2 separate regions of the Mus musculus genome follow, and region 2 is linked to region 1. A link is a loop called in an ENCODE intact Hi-C map of the cell type or tissue named here. Cell type or tissue: heart. All regions are shown on one strand. Links, peaks and the distances in the headings refer to the core of each region. The heading gives the core; the rest is flanking DNA.

What was found. Peaks named below come from ENCODE experiments on the same cell type or tissue, not always from the same donor. Only the 100,000 strongest peaks of a DNase experiment are listed, where the experiment ranks them.
Region 2: it touches region 1 in a loop (6-fold over the local background); 5 of 42 quality-filtered maps call a loop at or near these places.

The regions. Positions count from the first base shown.
Region 1 is chr11:76,036,386-76,046,857 of GRCm38, forward strand. Vps53 (VPS53 GARP complex subunit) reads right to left here. Exons shown (of 22, transcript NM_026664.4): 22 at 9,841-10,197. The coding sequence ends at 10,027. Among named protein-coding and RNA genes, the nearest start is that of Rflnb, 14 kb to the left of the region's middle. In heart, for the core only: no CTCF peak of the experiment used is centred there; DNase peaks (open chromatin) are centred at 5,856, 6,016, 6,716, 9,176 and 1 weaker place.
Region 2 is chr11:76,095,869-76,103,868 of GRCm38, forward strand. Vps53 (VPS53 GARP complex subunit) reads right to left here. Exons shown (of 22, transcript NM_026664.4): 12 at 6,119-6,220. Among named protein-coding and RNA genes, the nearest start is that of Gm46252, 51 kb to the right of the region's middle. In heart, for the core only: no CTCF peak of the experiment used is centred there; a DNase peak (open chromatin) is centred at 3,413.

The sequences.
Region 1 (10,472 bases), core at 2,473-10,472:
AGTGGAGGAGGTGGCCTCTAAGGTTTTTCTGAACAGAAACTGGGCAATAGTTCAGGTGCTATTGTTGAGTGGGCAGGGTACTTTAAAATGAATGGGACTACTTCCTGCAAGGCAATGGGCCCAGATCTCCTACACTACAAGGTCAAAAGGAACAAGAGACAGGAGCTCCCAGACCCACATGGACATAGCATGAGGGGACCCACACACAGCTTTGATTCTATTCTTTCTTCTGTTTTTCTCTGTCTCCTCCTCACAACCCCCAGAATCTTATATATCTCAGTCTAGTCTTGCTTGAACCAACTTTTTAGCTGACATTAACTGAATCTGATGCTCTGGCCTCTACTTCCCAAGAGATTACAATGTATGCCACCAGGGCCTCAAGAGATAGACAGCTCAGTGGTTAGGAGCACGTGCAGCTCTTGCAGAGAATCAGAGTTCAATTTTTAGCATCCACACTGGGTGGCACATAGCTGCCTGCAACTCCAGCTCCAGGGAATCTGATGCCCTCAGTTGCCTTCTATGGCCACCTGCACTACACTGCCCACATAGACTTACATGGATACACATAAAAACAAAACAAAACCCAACCACCGCCGCCCCCCAAAAAGACCCATGTGCTACCTTATCCAGCTCTAATGATTTGTTTATTTATTTGTTTGTTTATTTATTTATTTATTTATTTATTGTATATAAGTACACCACTGCTTTCTTCAGACACACCAGAAGAGGGCATGAGGCCACACTGCAGATGGTTGTGAACCACCATGTGGTTGCTGGGATTTGAACTCAGGACCTCTGGAAGAGCAGTCAGTGCTCTTAACCACTGAGCCATCTCTCCAGCTCCCTATCCAGTTTCTATAGTGATGGGGCTCACACTTGGGGCTTCATGCAAGCTGGGCCAGCATTCTTTCAATCAAGTTATATTCTCAGCCCTGAACTTTTCTTTGAAATTGGATTTTTTTAAGTTCCCAAAAAACCTAAACATCACAACTATACAAACACAGTATCTCAAAGGTGTTATAAGCAGGCTGATGAGGGCCCATGACTTGTTTTGTTGCTAGGGCAGCTTAAGAGAGAGTTTATCTTGCTGTTCTATTCTGTTTTGTTTTTAAGATTTATTTATTTTTTTAGGTCCATAGGTGGTTTGTCTGCATCTATGCTTGCAGACCGGGAGAGAGCATCGGATTGTGAGCTGCCACGTGGTTTGCTGGGAATTGAACTCAGGACCTCAGAAAGAGCAGATGGTCTTAACTGAGGGGCCATCTCTCTAACCCCTGGGACCTCTGCTTAATTAGAGTATCTGTGCTTGCACAGTGGCACAGTGGCATATGCTGTAACCCAGAACTCAGGCTGGGCAGGAAGCTGTGAGGCAGGAAGACTGAGAGTTTGAAGTGAACCTGAGTTCAAAAATAAAAGACCAAACAAGCAGTGTGTGTGTGTGTGTGTGTGTGTGTGTGTGTGTGTGTGTGCATATGCATGTGTGTGTATATTTGGGATGGAAATGGCTTAGTGGGGAAAGAGCTTGCAGGACCAGACAAACAACTTGAGTTTAGATGCTTGGAAGCCACATGAAAATCCAGCACAGTGGAATAGCTGCATCTGTAAATAGCCTCCCCCTCACCTACCCCCTCCCGCCCCCGCCCAGTGTCCCATCAGGGGACAGGAGGCAAAGACAAGTTCTCACAGGAAGCTTGGGGAGCCAGCTGGCCTGGTGTTGCAGCAGTGAACAGCGAGAGAGACCCTGTCACGAACAAAGGTGGGAAGTGACACAACACCCAATGCTGTTTCTTCTACTTCAACATGCACACTGTGGTGGATGCATGCCTGTAAACACACACACACACACACACACACACACACACACACACACACACACGTTGAGGGGATATCTGTGGTTGGAAGGATACTGTTTTCCCTTTCCTTTCCTTTCCTTTCCTTTCCTTTCCTTTCCTTTCCTTTCCTTTCCTTTCCTTTCCTTTCCTTTCCTTTCCTTTCCTTTCCTTTCCTTTCCTTTCCTTTCCTTTCCTTTCCTCTGTGTAGTCCTGGCTGTCCTGGAACTCACTCTGTAGCCCAGGCTGTAGCCCAGATTCTGAGATCCGCTTGCCTCTGCCTCCCAAGTGCTGTTTAAAGGGTGTGTCACCACACTCAGCTTGTTTTCAATTTTTCAAATCAAGATTTCTCAAGTCTGCAAAAACAAAGCAAGCAGCAGTAAATTAGATGCTGGGTTGAAACGTAAATTATGAGGTCATTCAAGACCTCAGGTGCAAAGTATGTTTTCCTTTCTTTTATTCTTGTTTTGAGACTCGTTATGTAGCCCTGGTTGTCCTGGAATTCTCTCTATAGACCTGGCTGGCCATGAATGTACAAAGATCTGCTTACCTTTGCCTCCCAAGTGCTAGTTAAAGGTATGTGCCACCACATCTGGCCTTTGTAAAGAACAGTAACAGTGTCAGTAACTCACTCTGTAGTCCAGGGTGGCCTAACATGCCTGGAGCCCAAGGAGGCCAGAGAAGGCATCAGATCCTCTGGAACTAGAATTAGTGGGTGCTGGGAACCAAATCCCCGTCGTCCTCTGCAAGAGCAACAACTTCTCTGGACCACCGAGCTATCCATCTTTCTAGGCAGTGGAGGGCATCCCTTCATCCTTCTGCCTCAGGGTATCACATACCCTAAAATATGAGTTTCAACATCTTCTCTGATTTCCTTTGAAAAGATTTAAACTCAAGACATGCTATTAATAATAATAGTATTTCCACAGCTATTTTGTACAGCAAGGACCTCATAGCTTATAAAACTTAAAACTATGGAGGAGTGCATGAAATCTAGAAAGATAGAAGGTGGCTTTGTTGAGATCCTGGCTCTGCCTCTTCCTGGACATGTCACACTCTCTCTGGGTTTCCTGGTCCCACACACAAAATGGATCTAACCCTACTTAATAAATAGGCTTAAGAGAAGGTCTTGTTATGCGTCTGTCTGATCTGGAATTTGCCACCTTTCCTCTCTCACAGTGGAAGACACAGATGGCCCTGACAGCTAGGGCCCAGGACCAAGCCACCCTCTTATATTCCTATTTGACAGTGAAGAGTGCCAGTCTCAGAGCCAATACCTGGGTCAAGAGCTGGCAAGATGACTCAGAGTTGGTGCTAACTGCCAAGCCTGACAACCCAAGTTAATCAGTAGGACCCACATACTAGAAGTAAATTAACTCCTGAAAATTGTCCTATGACCTCCATAATGCTCTACTCATGTGTGTGTAAACACTAAAATAAATTTGAAAAATATATAATTCAAAGTTAAAAGAGCATACAATAGGTATGACTAATGTTTGCAATTCTAGCACTTAGGAGGCCAAGACAGGAGGATTGACACAGTTTGAGATCAGCTTGGACTGTAGAGTAAAAAACTCACTTCAAAAAGAGGAGAGAGGACTGGAGAGATGGCTCAGCTGTTAACAAGCATTGGCTGTTCTCCCAGAGAACTGGGGATGGATTCCCAGCACTCACAGTGTGGCTCATAACCATCAGTAATAACTCCAGTTCCCGGGGATCACACACACACACACACACACACACACACACACACACACACACAGAGTTAAGACTCCCCTGAGGCTGGGTCTGTGCGGAGAGATGTCAGTGAATGGTTGTTCCCCTTTGTTTTTTTGGTTTTGGGTTTTTTTTTTTGTTTTGTTTTTGTTTTTGTTTTTTTTCGAGACAGGGTTTCTCTGTGTGGCCCTGGCTGTCCTGGAACTCACTCTGTAGACCAGGCTGGCCTTGAACTCAGAAATCTGCCTGCCTCTGCCTCCCGAGTGCTGGGATTAAAGGCGTGCACCACCACGTATGAGCTGCACTCCTGTTTGCTACTCAGTGGCTGCCTTTGATGGCCATCACGGAGTGCAGCTTCCTTGCACCGTAACACAAACCAAGCAGGCAGGAGCAGCTAGTTGCTTGCCACCACTTCCTTCTAGAAAGCCGTGGCGCCTTTGTAAAGACTTTTCTTGGCCTTGGAAATGGTGGTGGTGGTGGGGGGGGGGGGGAGTTTGTTGAGAAGCTGGTCTTAATTTCTGACTTGTTGAAAAATTGTCCCAAACAGAAGGAGGCGTGGAAATTGTGCAAATTCCATTTGATTATGAAGCAGAAGTTGAAAGAGGTCTCAGATTAAGTGGGAAACAGTCTTAGCTGACCGAGCATTTCACACTGGGGTTTGTCCCAGTTTGTTTTGGTAAAGAGCCTTTGGCATTGTGGTTGGTAGTGCTGTAAGATGGTTGTGAGTGGCACAGACGCTGCAGGTGCTCAGCAAGCACTCTACTGGAGCTATATCCCCAACCCTACAGAGCGGCTTCTGGCTCCTGAGCATCCTGCCTCAGCCTCCCCGGTACCAGGATTATAGGAGTCCATTACCAAACCCTGCCCCCATAAATTTTAATTTATAATCACTCTCTTCACTCCACATTCTCTGAGTCACCATCCCACAAGGCTAGGTAGGAACTTTGCCCCTGAACGCAGGTAATTAGGCAGCCTTGGGGGGTGGGGGTGGAAAACAACTAAGATTCTTTGTCAAGCATTTAATGGATTCCATTCTGTGAGCCAACTGCAGCTTTTCCAATTAGGACTGCCTGTCTCTCCATAATTTGGGGGTTACTATAGGTCAAAAACCAAACCTCACAAAACCCCAGGAGACAACAACAGGCTTTCAGGTAAAAATAACTGGAGAGAGGAGCCACGGACTAGACACTGTACACAAAGCACTGTTTTGGAAGATGGCCTTTGGCAGTGCATTCAAAGGAAATGTGTCCCGCTTTCTGAAGTGGGTACCCTGGCCAACACCGCCAGGAGAGGAAGCTCTCTTCCATGTCTGTAGGTTTATTACTAATGGCTAGAGGAAGTAGATGCTGCCAGGGCAAGAGGAGTGCAGAATGGGAGGCTTCAAGACCTCTTGAGTCAGGTGGGTATCACCATCATAACCTAAAAAGGTAAAAGCTGACCTTGTGCTGTTGGCTGTGAATGCAGCTGGGTCAGGAAAGCAGGATACATTTCTACTTGGCTGTCTGATTAAAGTCAGCCCAGGGAAGGCAGACTGGCCACTTGAGGCTACACACCTACTGTCAGTCCTTCCAGCCACAGACTCAGCCGTGGCGAATGATAACAAGCTTTCATTTACCTCGGCCCAGAGAGACAGACTCACACCTGGTCCAGTGCGACCTGTACAGCCCCGTTGACTCTGTGTCTCAGAGGCACGGTCTCATTCTGCAACCCAGTTGGTCTAGAACTATGTAGCCCAGGCTGGCTTCAAACTCACAGAAATCCTCCTGCCTCAGGTCACTGGGAAGAGCTGGGGTTAGTGGCACATACTCCTTCAATATTAGCACTTGGGAGGCAGAAGCAGGAAGAACAGGACTTCAAGGCCAGCCTTGCTAATTAGCGAAATCAAGGCCAGCCTGGATCTATCTGTCTCATTAAAACAAAACAAAACAAAACAAAAACCTCCAAAGATTACTGAAAAGATTTATAATCCTTTTTCACAGATGTTACAAGCTAAGGCACAGAGGATCAATGTCTGGCCCAATGTCAGAGTGCTAGGACCAGACCTGCAGAGCAGGGATTCTGTGGAAGTTTCCATCCCGGTCTGCTTTTGTTTCCAGTGGACACATTCTTCATAGGCCACTGCTCACCAGTGCTCCCTTTGCCTGGCTTTGTAGGTGAGAAGGCGGAGGACTGGTAGGAAAATCATCCTACACGAAGCCCTCCAGGGTGGGTAATCGGAAGTGCTTCTTTTCTCAAGAGAGTCATCCCTGGCTGGCCTGTGGAAGCAGGAGCTGGTGACGATGGATGGAAAGTAAGTAAAGATCTCAGGCCAGACTAATGGAAGTGCTGCAGCAGATTTTCCACTGTTGAAAGAAACATCAGAATTCCCTAAAAGATCTCATTGCAGAATGCCCACCCAGCTGTGGAGGAGACAGGACTAAGTTGCTCTGCATAGGCAAGGGATCTCTGGGCAGCCACATGGGAAACTGGGCTGAGACTGGGACAGGAAGGGGAGGGAAAGCCAAGGGATGGAAACTCGGTGCAAAGTGGAATCCAAACCAGAAGCAGAACACTTGACACACATTCAGACGCTGGGTGCCACTGCAGTTGGACGGCCAGCGATGGCTCAGGACTGCCACGTTCTCTTTAGACTGTTCCCTCCACCTGCCTCACTGCTGGAAGGGAAGCTCGAGGCTCTTCCTAGGGTCCCTTCTGTTTTCTGTCAGCAGTAGAGAAGACATTCTAGCAAATGACATTCAGTAATGCTTTAATTAACTGAAGTATTTTTGTATTTCAAGATGCACCAAGAAATTAATTCCAGATGGGCAAAAGGAAAGACACTTACACAAAAGAATGATCTTTTTTTTGAGAGAAATTTACATCTCCCAAAGGTGCAAAATTCTGCAGGTTCAACATGCTTTTTTGACGGACAGTTAGGATGGGACTGGAAATTTTTATTTCATTTGTAAAACGTAATGGTTCTCTTCATGTCTGCTGGCTTTTCACAAGCCTGTTTCCAAGGCTACTTAAATGGCCCGATGCAGTCAGCCCGAACTATTTTATTTTTGGGAATCCAACTTGGAGTAGACAAGAAGTGTGGAACTTGCCTTCCCCCTCAAGCAAACTGGTTATTTTGAGACCTCGCTTCCTAGGGAGAGGAATGACATTTCCAGCTGCGTGTTTCTGGCACTTCCCTGAGCCTTCTGTAAACAGGGAGCCAGGCTTCCTCTTCCAATAGCAACTCAAAGGGGATGGGCCTGAGTAACACCCCCACAGCAGGCAGCAGGCAGGACCTGCGCTCTCTGTTCTAAGAGCCACTTGAGATGTATGCACAATGGGCACCTTTCTGGGTGCTGGGCAGAGTCTTGGGTGCTGAGTCTTTGTTCTGCCAGAAAAGAATTTTCTTTTCAGTGACAGACATGAACCCAAGGCTTTGAACCTGCAAGGCTCTGTGAGAGGCCAGTGGTTCTTTGTGGCTCCTGTTTTGTAGGCATAGTCTAAATGAAACTTTCTCTAGCCTGACATCTCTAAGCCAGCTATCTGCTCTAACAGAAGATATGCAAAGAACTCTTAAATTTTGTTGCTGTTGTTCATTCTGTTTTTCTGCTATAGGGTCTTACTATGTAGCCCTGGTTAGTCTGGAAGCCACTACACAGCCTGGCCTCTAACTCCTGAGGTCTGCCTTCCACTGCCTCCTTAGTATTAGAATTAAAGGTACGTACCATATGCCTAGCTATGTATGTTTTGAAGTAGAAGTAACAATAATAGACAAAGCTTCTGGCTGAAGCCTCAAGTTAGATAGCCAGAGAAAATGGGCTACAGGACTCTTTCAATAAAGTCCTTTTCTTTTCACTGCAAGGGGTGATAGCATTCTACAGTTGGTCCTCTATACCTGTGGGTCACACAAGTGTGGTTTCAACCAAAGGCAGTAATAGTGTCTGGGAGGTGGGGAGGACTGGGCCTGTCTGAGCCTACAAACTAGTTTTTAAATTGTGACTAGTCCCTAAGCCACTCAGTGTTAACAACTATTTATTTCCAGGTATGGAAGTGCACACCTGTAGCTGAGAATCCAGCTTGGGTTATGAATTCAAGGTCAGCCTGGACCACATTGTGAGACTGTATTAAAACAAAACAAAACCACTATCAAAAACCAAAAACAACCCCAGCAACCCAACTATTTATGTAGTATTTACATTATATGAGGCACTATACATAGTCCAGAGGTACTCAGATTCAACTAAAGGATGTGCTGGGATTGTTTACACACACGGTGCTATTTTATAGAAGAGACAGAGTATCTGCATGGGGTGTGTGTGGTCCTGGAAGCAGTCTCCTGTGGATACTGACAGACAACTGTAATCACCTGTGTGGCTCCTAAGCATAGACCCAGCAGGCTCCTCTGCAGACTCACAGTTCAGTCTCTAGACATCTGCATTTCTCAGAGGGCCCCGAGGGAGTCTAATGCATTCCCCAGGTGAGGAAGAGGCTGTACAGAACATGCTGGATTCAGTCTTCATCAAGAAGACATTTAACATAACTCCTACTGACACCTATCTGCTGGCTCCTACGTGGTTTCTGACAGCGTGATACATCAAGTCAGTCACTTCGCTGCTGTGACCACTGACTGGGAGAAACAGCCGCTTGACCGCTCAGTACCACCATAGAGATTGGCTGGAAAACCAGCCTCTCATGAATGAGCCAAAAAGACAAGTTTAATAAGCTGTGTGCGCACAGCACACAGTACACAGTAGCCAGGGGTGGGAGGAGCCCACTGGCTTCAGCTCCCCAGGGTGGGTGGCAGGTGGCTGACTTGGCTGTGCTGTCTGGGGATAGCCACATGCCTGCTTTCCAATAGGGCAGCACAGAGGGGACCCCCAGCCCCCAGCTAAGGCCCAGTGAGCTTCTGCACTTGTCTGGGTTGTGATACATCCTGACCAAGGGCCACACATCTTTTCCTTGCTACTTGTTTTCTTTCTGATTAGAATTTAAACATGCTTAACACACGAGAGTGATTCCTCCTAGCAAGAACAGGCTAGGTGCTGATGAAGAAATGAGGCTCTAGGGCTGGTGTGTAGCCCAGGGGTTAAGAGAACAAAGGAGAGAAAAGGAAGGAGGCCCAGATCAGAGCTGAGCACTCTGATAGCCGGAGATAACCAGGCGAGCCTTCCTGCTGTGGCGATCATGCTCAAGAAGTGGGTCTGGGATCTGGGATCAAGTCTAGGGCCCAGATCTTTCTGTTCTAACAGCTAACACGTTTAGTACCAGGACGAAAGCTGTCAATAAAGGTGGTCACACTGAAGTTGTGGTCACATAACAGAGCCTTGGTTTCAAGAGCAGCGAGAGCAGGGTGACGTCTGCACTGGTAAGGTGCCTGTTTCCCGGAAGTGGGGTGACTCCCCTGCAGAACTGGATTTCAAGAGCTGGTGGTGGGCAGCACAGGCAGAAGAGCTGGGCTGTGCTCTGGGCTGTTTCCGGTTCTGAGCCTGGTGTGCACGGTCAGTATCATGGTGGTTTTTCTCAGCAGTAGTCATGATGTGCTGCTGTGGTACTACATCAGCCACCAGGTCTCAGGGCTCTGGAAAGTACTCTGGACTTGAAGCATCTGAGCGAGTGGGAAGTCAGACGGTCAGACTTACTCTTTTCCTTCCCACAGCTTCTGCCAAGAAAGCCCTTTCAAGGGAAATTCCCGGTATCTCTCAGCAGACAGTCTCCTTCCCAGGATCCAGGGCTAGACAATGTGTTCATGTGAACAGGGAGAGTGCCACAAAGACCCCGCCTCTAAGTCAGCTCTAGGTCTGCCTCCACACCAGCTCAGGAGCCCACCACAGGCAAGACCCCTGCTGCTCAGGCTGGGCACACCAGCACTCACACAGTCTGTCTCCTCCATGGGCAAGAGACTCAGTGGGCATCTCTCTTCTGGAGAGTACAGAGACATGGGAGAAAACAGGGGTAGCTTGGCCATGTTATGGAAGACAGCAGATTGAGTCCCAGAAACAGTTATTTACATGGAAAAGTGCTAATACTGCAGGGAATTGGTAAAGAGGCCAATATCCCACTCTGCCACCAGCCACTTGGCTCACTCAGGCCCCCAGGCCAATTCCAGAGACAGAGAGGGAAAAGGACCTCACAACACAGATGGAGAAAGAGGTAAGATCCAGGCTTCCTCAGCCAAGCTGCAGGCCCTGGCTGGTGTCGAGGGCTGAGTGGGGAGATGACATGGGTCAGTGACAACTCAACCATCACAGGCAGCCTGGGGACAGCAGGTAAACCACAGGGACCTTTCAACCACTGCTGCCCCAGCTTCAGGGATGGAGATAATCTAAAAATGCCTTTTAATAACACAGATTTCACTGAGCTTCCATGACTGAGATAGAAAATAAGACATGTTATGAGAGAGATACTTTAATAACCGTAATGTTCTCAGAGGCTTCAAGACTCAGGACTCAGTGTGAGGGTTTGCAGAAGTCGGCTGTTCAGGACTCTGGCCATGCCTTCCCACTCCTTACAGTCTCTTTTTAATCAGTTTCTCCAGTTTGCGGATTCGGGATGACTCCTGCTCCGGTGTTGGGGCAATCAGCGACAGGGTGCTGGAACCTTCTGTCCCCGAGGGCGGGGCAGGGAGCCTCTGCCGCAAAAGTTCCAGCATGCTGCTCTGCTCACTCCTCTTCAGCCCCTGAGAGGAAAGGGAGAGAAACTGGTCAGGCGGTGGCCCGCAGTGCCTGGCAGGAGTAGGAGGCACACTTGGGTCTTGCAGTTCGCTCAGACTGAGCTGTGCTGGGCTAACTGCATGATGCCAAGAACCCGAGGACCTTGCTTCCTTCAGGGGAATTCTGGTCCTGGGCAGCAGCCTGGAAGATAAAACTGAGGAAGGAGAAACAGGGAATGTGGAAGGAGAGGGGAAGGGTTAGAAAGAGGAGAAACAAAGGCAGAGGGAAGAACAATGCCCTA
Region 2 (8,000 bases), core at 1-8,000, 57 kb after region 1:
ACAAAACAGGCCTCAACAGATACAAGAAGATTGGCATAATCCCATGCATCCATCACATCACCACAGACTAAGGCTGGTCTTCAATAGCAACAAAAACAACAGGAAGCCCACATACACATGGAAGCTGAGCAATGCCTTACTTAATGATAACTTGGCCAAGGAAGAAATAAAGAAATTAAAGACTTTTTAGAATTTAATGAAAATGAAGACACAACATACCCAAACTTATGGGACACAATGAAAGCAGTGCTAAGAGAAAAACTCAGCTCTGAGTGCCTCCAAAAAGAAACTGGAGAGAAAGCATGAACTACCAGCTTAACAGCACACTTGAAAGCTCTAGAACAAAAAGAAGCAAATACATCCAAGAGGAGTAAACTGCAGGAAATAATCAAACTTGGAGCTGAAATCAACCAAGTAGAAAAAAAAAAAAAAAAGAACTATACAAAGAATCAACAAAACTAGGAGCTGGTTCTTTGAGAAAACCAACAAGATAGATAAACCCTTAGCCAGACTAAGACACAGAGACAGTATCCAAATTAACAAAATCAGAAAAGGGGGATATAACAACAGAAACTGAGGAAATTTTAAAAAAATCATCAGATCCTACTACAAAAGCCTATTTCAACAAAACTGGAAAATCTGGATGAAATGGACAATTTTCTAGACAGATACCAAATACGAAAGTTAAACCAGGATCAGATAAACCATCTAAACAGTCCCAAAACCCCTAAAGAAGTAGAAGCAGTCATTAAAAGTCTCCCAACCAAAAAAAGCCCAGAACCAGATGTATTTAGTGCAGAGTTCTATCAGACCTTCAAAGAAGACCTAATACCAATACTCCTCAAACTATTCCAAAAAACAGAAACAGAAGGAACAGTGCCCAATTTATCCTATGAAGCTACAGTTACACTGAGTATTCTCCCTTGCAGATAAAATGGTTTCTGTCTAATCAGGAACTTTCCACAATTTCCTTTTATAGAGGACTTCATAGGAGATTTTTTTTCATACTTCATGTTGAAATCATGTTTAATGTTCCAAATAGATTTTTAAAACTGGTTGAGGGCTGGTGAGATGGCTCAGTGGGTAAGAGCACCCACTCTTCCAAAGGTCAGGAGTTCAAATCCCAGCAACCACATGGTGGCTCACAACCACCCATAATGAGATCTGACTCCCTCTTCTGGAGTGTCTGAGGAAAGCTACAGTGTACTTGCATATAATAAATAAATAAATAAATAAATAAATAAATAAATAAATCTTTAAAAAAAAACTGGTTGAGTGCATACTACTTTTAGCTTCAAAAGATATCATGTATATTTAAGAGGTATTTAACTATTATAAATTATTTTTATGACTTAAAAAATATCAATACTGAGTTGTATATTTTAAAATAAATTTTATTAGTTTAATAAAAAATTAAATTAAAACTTAAAAAAAAAAAGCTAGGAGTGGTGGCACATATCTGTATTTGAGCTATATGGGAGACAGAGGCAGAGAGATAGCCTGAGAACAACCTTGGCAATATGGTGAGACCCTGTCTCAAAAAACAAAGTACTGGGCCAGTGAGCAGGTTCAGCACTTACCACAAGATTGCCAACTTGAATTGGATATCAGGACCCACAGAGTGGAAGAAGAGAACAACTCCACAAGCTGCCCTCTGACTTCCATACAAATATCAAGATATGTGGTCCCTTCCCTCCACTCTAAACAAACAAAATGTAATACAAATTTTTAAAATAAAAATAACTGCTAAAAATTGGAAAAGCTGCCCCCCAGTAACAGACAGAAATCTATCTACTTTCTTAGCATCTGGTTATTTACAAGTCACTTTAATCAGTCAAAAACATCTTTTAGCTGGGCATAATGGCTCATGTCTTTAATACCAGGTAGATCTCTGTGAGTTCAAGGCCAGCCTGGTCTACAGAGCAAGCTCTAAAACAGCCAGGGCTACACAGAGAGATCCTATCTCAAAAAAAAAACATTTAAAAATTAATTTTCAATAAAAATTAAATATTGCTGGGTGTGATGGCTCATGCTTTTAATCCCAGCATTTGGTAGGCAGATGAAGGAAAAGCTCTGAGTTCTGGGCTAGCCAAGGGTACAGAAAAGGGGGAAGGTGAGAAGGGGACCTTTACAACTTTATATACACCCAGTAATTTTCTCTTTCACATCTAGTAACTTTCATGTTTTTAAATTTTAGGCCAGATTTCTTAAAAATTCTGGTTCTGTTTTTGTTTTTTAAGACAAAGAGCTTCATTCTATATCCTAGAAAATCCTTCTGCTTCTACCTCCTAAGTACTGAAATACCAGGGATATCCCATTACACCTGCTCAAAACTCCGGTCCTTCTTAAGGATAAATATCCACCAGATCTTGTGTATCTTACCATGTGGAAACTCCCACCAATGCTGGGCCCTGGAGAGGACTTGGAGAGAGTCTCTGGGAAAGCACAGGGCTTTACCCAGCCCACAGCTGCTCACCTCAGAGCACGGGCGCCAGGAGCTGGTCTCTGTTTCTTCTAGGTTAACACAGATGACCCATCATGAAGGCTGTGAGGAGTATGTGTGTGCATATGTGTGTTCACCCATGTGTGTGTGTGTGTGTGTGTGTGTGTGTGTGTGTGTGTGTGTGTGTGTGAGAGAGAGAGAGAGAGAGAGAGAGAGAGAGAGAGAGAGAGAGAGATCCTGAGCACACAGTGTAGTTAACAGCTGGCTAATACAGGCTTCTCCAGCTGACCCCAACAATGCATCTTCACATGGGTCCTGGGGGTTGAGCTCAATTAGTCAGGCTTGTACAGAAGCACTTTTTCCTGCCTCAGCCTTCCAAGAAGGGGCGCAAGTTTATGCTGCTTTGCCTGGCAAAATATAGTTTAATTAACAAGTGGTTCCAAAGACTGGATCTTGTATATGAAGACATTTTAGGAATATCTTAATCTGTGGTTTTGCTTATAGTTTCCTAACTGTGTACAAAACAACATATGGTTTTAAACACATGTCTGACAAGTCTAAAGGCTCCTTGGTGAGTATAAAATACAGATCTGTACTTGGGAGAACATGGCTTTGTGATGCTCTAACAAGGTCATCTAGACTGATGTTCATGGGTCTTTCCATGGTGAGGCTCCACAGAATATACAGAAGCTGCATCAGCAGACAGGCAGGTGCCCCAAGTCTACCTTGGGTGACTGATCTATCTCTGCCTTGTCTGTCATTAGTCCTGTCACCACAGTGCCTAGTTCCTGTTGATGTATTTTATGAGTTGAAGCATGGCAGGGATAACAAGAGGCACTGCCCAGGTTTCTTTCTCTTACCACTTTTCCACAGGGCTGCCCTGGCCCATGGCTGCTCTATGAATGTGCTCATGTTTAGTGAGTAGGTGCTGGAATTTCAGCTCACACTGGTGTCTCCCTTTGCACCAGGCAGCTCCCCGAAGAGCTGATCCTCAGCTTAAAGAATACACTAAGTCATTTAGCAGTAGCACTCAGGCTGGACTGCTGAGTGTGTGAATTCTGTCCAAGAGCTGCAGATGTTTAAGCTATTTCCTCCCGGAGTTTGATGGAATAATAAAAGGTTACTGTTGTCACAGTAAGGAGGTCTGCAGCTGGCCCCATTTCCTTTTATTACTATCCAATGTAAACAGATTAAATCTAACTGCTTGGATCACCAGAAGGGTACATTTGCAAACCAGAAATTCCTGATTTCTTCTCTCTCCTCCTGTGCCCTCAGTCCCTTTTCAAATGTTCTTTTTATATTACTGGGAATATCTTGGCAACTAGGCACTCAGGTCTTCTCATGAAGTAGACACTACTTTTTCAAGTTCACACTCCTTTCTCAGCAGCTAGACACAAACTGCAACAGGGAGCAAGAAGTGACCTTGACCCTGGGAGCCAACTGCCTACTGGCTGGAGCAAGGAGACGGCTCAAGTAACGAAGGACAACAGAAGGGGATCCCTGCTAATGCTGTGGAGTCTCTTCCCTGCACCCCAAGAGCTCCTGTTCTTCCAGTACATAAAACTCCAGAAGCCAACTGGCTGCTGGGAAGGCATCTGAGAGTCCATCTAGCAAGCCAGAGGTGTGAGTAACATATGGGGGGCATTAGTCACTGTGTGAGTGTTACTACTAATAAAGAACAGCCTTAAATGACAGGGACATCACCTAGATCAGAATTTGTTATTAGTTTTGTTTTGTTTTGTTTTGTTTTGTTTTATTTAAACACATGTAAAACTTTAGGTGTAAAACAAGCTTGGCCTGGAGGTCCACACACAAAGTAACTGAGAATGGAGCTGCTATAGCTGCAGGGACCTTGGTTTCTTTCTCTCCCAACTCCCCAAGGACCATCAAAGAACACAGCATGAAGGTCACAATATGACAGCATGGAGGCTGAGAGAGCCTAAAACCTACCTAAGGCCAGCACCTGTGAGCAGCCCTGAGCAGCAGACACAGGCCCCGAATTCTCATCACTGCAGAGTCCTGCTTTCCCCTGCCTGCTCGTCCAGGATCAGTCATCACTGTCCTTGGAACCTGCAGGTCTTGGTCTTACAACAGTCACTTCAAGCTTTCATGAAGAGGAAAAAATTTCAAGACAAAACCAAAGTCATATTTTATCCAGCAAAAGGGTGCAAAGGTAATGAAGGGACTCTGCTGACTCAGTGTAATGGCACCCAGAGGTAACCAGCTAACACAGAGCACTGAGTGCTCAAACTGCATGGCCCTAATCAATCAAGGCAAAGGCAGCTTATAGCTTGGGGAGGCAGGAAGGCCCCATACAAAGCATGACTGCACAAGGCATGTTTCTACTAAGCAGGTGGCCCAGTGGAATTTACCAAAAAAATTGAAGCCCCTCCAATCTGAGTCCTTGCTCCCACTCTGAGAACTGCACTGGGGTCAGAAGCAATATCCCCTTGTCTGTGCTACCTAATAATACTACAGCTTTAAACAAGCTACAGCTAGCCCCACTTTTCTGGGATAGACTCACAGCAACTCTCAGTTCTTCCTGATTACTTTTGCCCATAAACTTCACTTCTATGGTCTTCACTTTTTAATAAGACATGAAGTGTGTATGGGGGGGAGGTGCTAGGAAAGGAATTCAAGTTTCCATCTGCTAGACCTGGCTGCTAGTCCCACCCCTCCACTTCCAAACTTATAGCCCTGTGTGATCGAGCTGGTGAGCCTCTCTGAGCTGTACTTTCATCACCTGTAAACGAGAGGGACACATAGTGAAAGTGAAATGAAAGAAAGCGTGTAAAGATTTTGAAATTATAAAGTGCCTTAAATGTGAGGTACCTGTGTTATTACAATTACTTAATCAATGGAACAGACACATTTAATGGCTTCTAGGAATTCTGCTGTCTGACTCCTGTCAGAATTCACCCAACCTTGCCACTTGGAATGCAGAGCTAGCTGCACACTGTGTGGCTGTATTTCCTCAAGCTGGCCTCCCAGCCACCTCCCTTTGGCTGGTGTCTGGAGAGAAACAATGCCACCCAATAACCCTCTAGCAGCCAAGTGTAGAGCATGAAAGAGAAGGAGCTCTAATCCAGAAAGGAAACAGCTGACTTACTGCTCTAGCATCTCCTGTCATAAAATAGCAATGAAACAAAAACACCATTCTGTAGGAAGAAGGAACAGGAAATTTTGAGCTGGACAGAAAGTGCTGAAGGAAATTAAAAGTGCTGGTGTGCTCTGAAAAGAAACTCCAAAGGCTCTGCTGGTCACCCTGATGTTTCCAAGGCCTCCCCATTGGCTTCCAATTGGCTAGCTCTGTGCAGAGGGCTCTTCCAGCCCGGGGATGGCATAGCTAACCTCAGAGTATCTTGCATTATCACAGTACTGGAGGAGAGGAAGGGAGCTGCCTGACAGCCCCAGAAGATGCTGAACAAGACAGAACTATAACTGGGCAGCCCTGTGCACAGGCTGCGGCAAGCATGTGGTGCTACATGCTGAGTGGAGGCTCTTCTGCAACACATCAGGGCAGGAACATGGTTCTTCGTCATCTGATTGCGTCCTTATACGAGGCCTTCTGTAAGTCATGATCTCTGAGTGTGATCCTGGCCAGATCATACCTGAAGTGAGCAACCCACTTTCAGGAAGAGCATGAGTTACACACTACAATACCAGCAGACTTACTTGCTCTAACTCTCCTTTCTCCAGAGCCAGCTCCTCCATCTCTGGTGTTGTCTCATCTTCCAGGAAAGGATTGGTAGATGGTGGTGGGGACTCCAGCTTTTTCTATTAAGACATGAGAAAGGTGTTATTTCTGAGCATGAGCCTGTGGGGCAACTCACTTTATCCAAGTTTTCTAACATCTGGATCATTGGATTTGTCCTCATAACAAGGTTGGAGGCACAGGGACCATATCCTCACCCACATTGTCCTCTTCCGCTTTCTAGAGCCTGCGCTGTCTACCCTACTCGATTCTTTTTTATTTTATTTTATTTTTATTTTTTAAAGGCAGGGTCTCTCTACATAGCCCTGGCTGTCTTAGAACTCACCATGTGGACCAGGTACCCTTATTCCAATTCTGATCTGGCTAAAACTCTCACTTATCCTTTAGTTTTCATTCGAGAGGTTTCTTCTTCTGGGAAGCCTTCTTCATCTGCCGAGTGTGGGTTACATGCCTTTGCCACGTGTGTATCCCTCAAGGGTGTTTATAAAGCCGGGTATAGTTGCCTGTACTTGTAACCCTTATGTTACAGGGTTACATAGAGACTGGTAGATCACAGATACTTGCTGGCTAGTCCAGCTGAGAAACAGTGAGTGATAAGGGATAAGGCTTAGAAAGAGAATCAACATCCTTCTCTGGCCTCCACATGTACACACACACCTGCACACTCACACACATGCACACTCACACACATGCACATTCCAACACACACATAATCAGAAACATCTTTTATGCTTAAGTGCTAGGAGTTTCAGCAAACCCAAATGATAAGCAAAAGGGCTGATTGATGCTGGGATGAGGTGATGTGGCAAGGGATGGGCCCTGGAGACAAGAGGCTAAGTCGAAAAGGAGTTTCCAAATGTATTTGTGACATTGTAGCATCACCAGTAATATAAACTCATATAATTCCTAAAACCAGGAGAAGGCCACAGTTAGATGACAGTGTAAATGGCTGCAAAGTGCCAAGGTATCATCCAAAGGTATTACAAACAAAAACCAAATGTAAACTGTTGTAGTAAATGCTTAATCTCTAATGGGGGTTTCTACCCCACCTATGATCATTTTGTTCCCAGATAAAAGGCACACAACTTTTATATTTATAATAAACCTTAATCAGCACCACACCTGGGTATCTACCCTCTAAGCTATTAGTTTTTACCTCCCTATCAATAACCTCAAATTATGACTTGCCATGTTCCACGTGGGCAGTTCATACTCGGCTTGGCCAGCCTATATAGCCAGTTCTTACAATCCCTTACCCCATGGTGTCTCTCTTCTCTCCATCTTCTTCTCTCCCAGAAACCAAAACCCCCTAAGGTATCTGCTATGAGCTTTAAGATAATTCTGTTTATACACATTTAAACTACTAAATTATTGTCTAAAGCACTTGGGTGCTATTTTGTAGTCAGAAAATGGCTTCTATATACGAAGAAAGCCTTGTGATGACTATATCAGCTTAAGGTAATCATTATTAAGACAATGGCTTTTGCAGAAAACTGGCAAGAAACAGTGCATTCAAACAATCAGGCAAACATTTAAGATCTGCATCCTTTGCATGCTAGCTTCTTGATCTGCTGTAAATCATGTGTGTGTGTGTGTGTGTGTGTGTGTGTGTGTGAGAGAGAGAGAGAGAGAGAGAGAGAGAGAGAGAGAGAGAGAGAGAGAGACCTATGCTCTAAGCTTTGTCTTTTTAAGGGTTGCTAGTATTTGGCCAGGCACAGAGACACATGCCTGTAATTACAACACTCTAGAGCACAGTTCTCAACCTGTAGGTTTGTTCTAGTCAGAATCCAGTCTGTGCTATCCAGTGAGTTCCAGAACAGTCTGGAACTCGGTAAGAATATT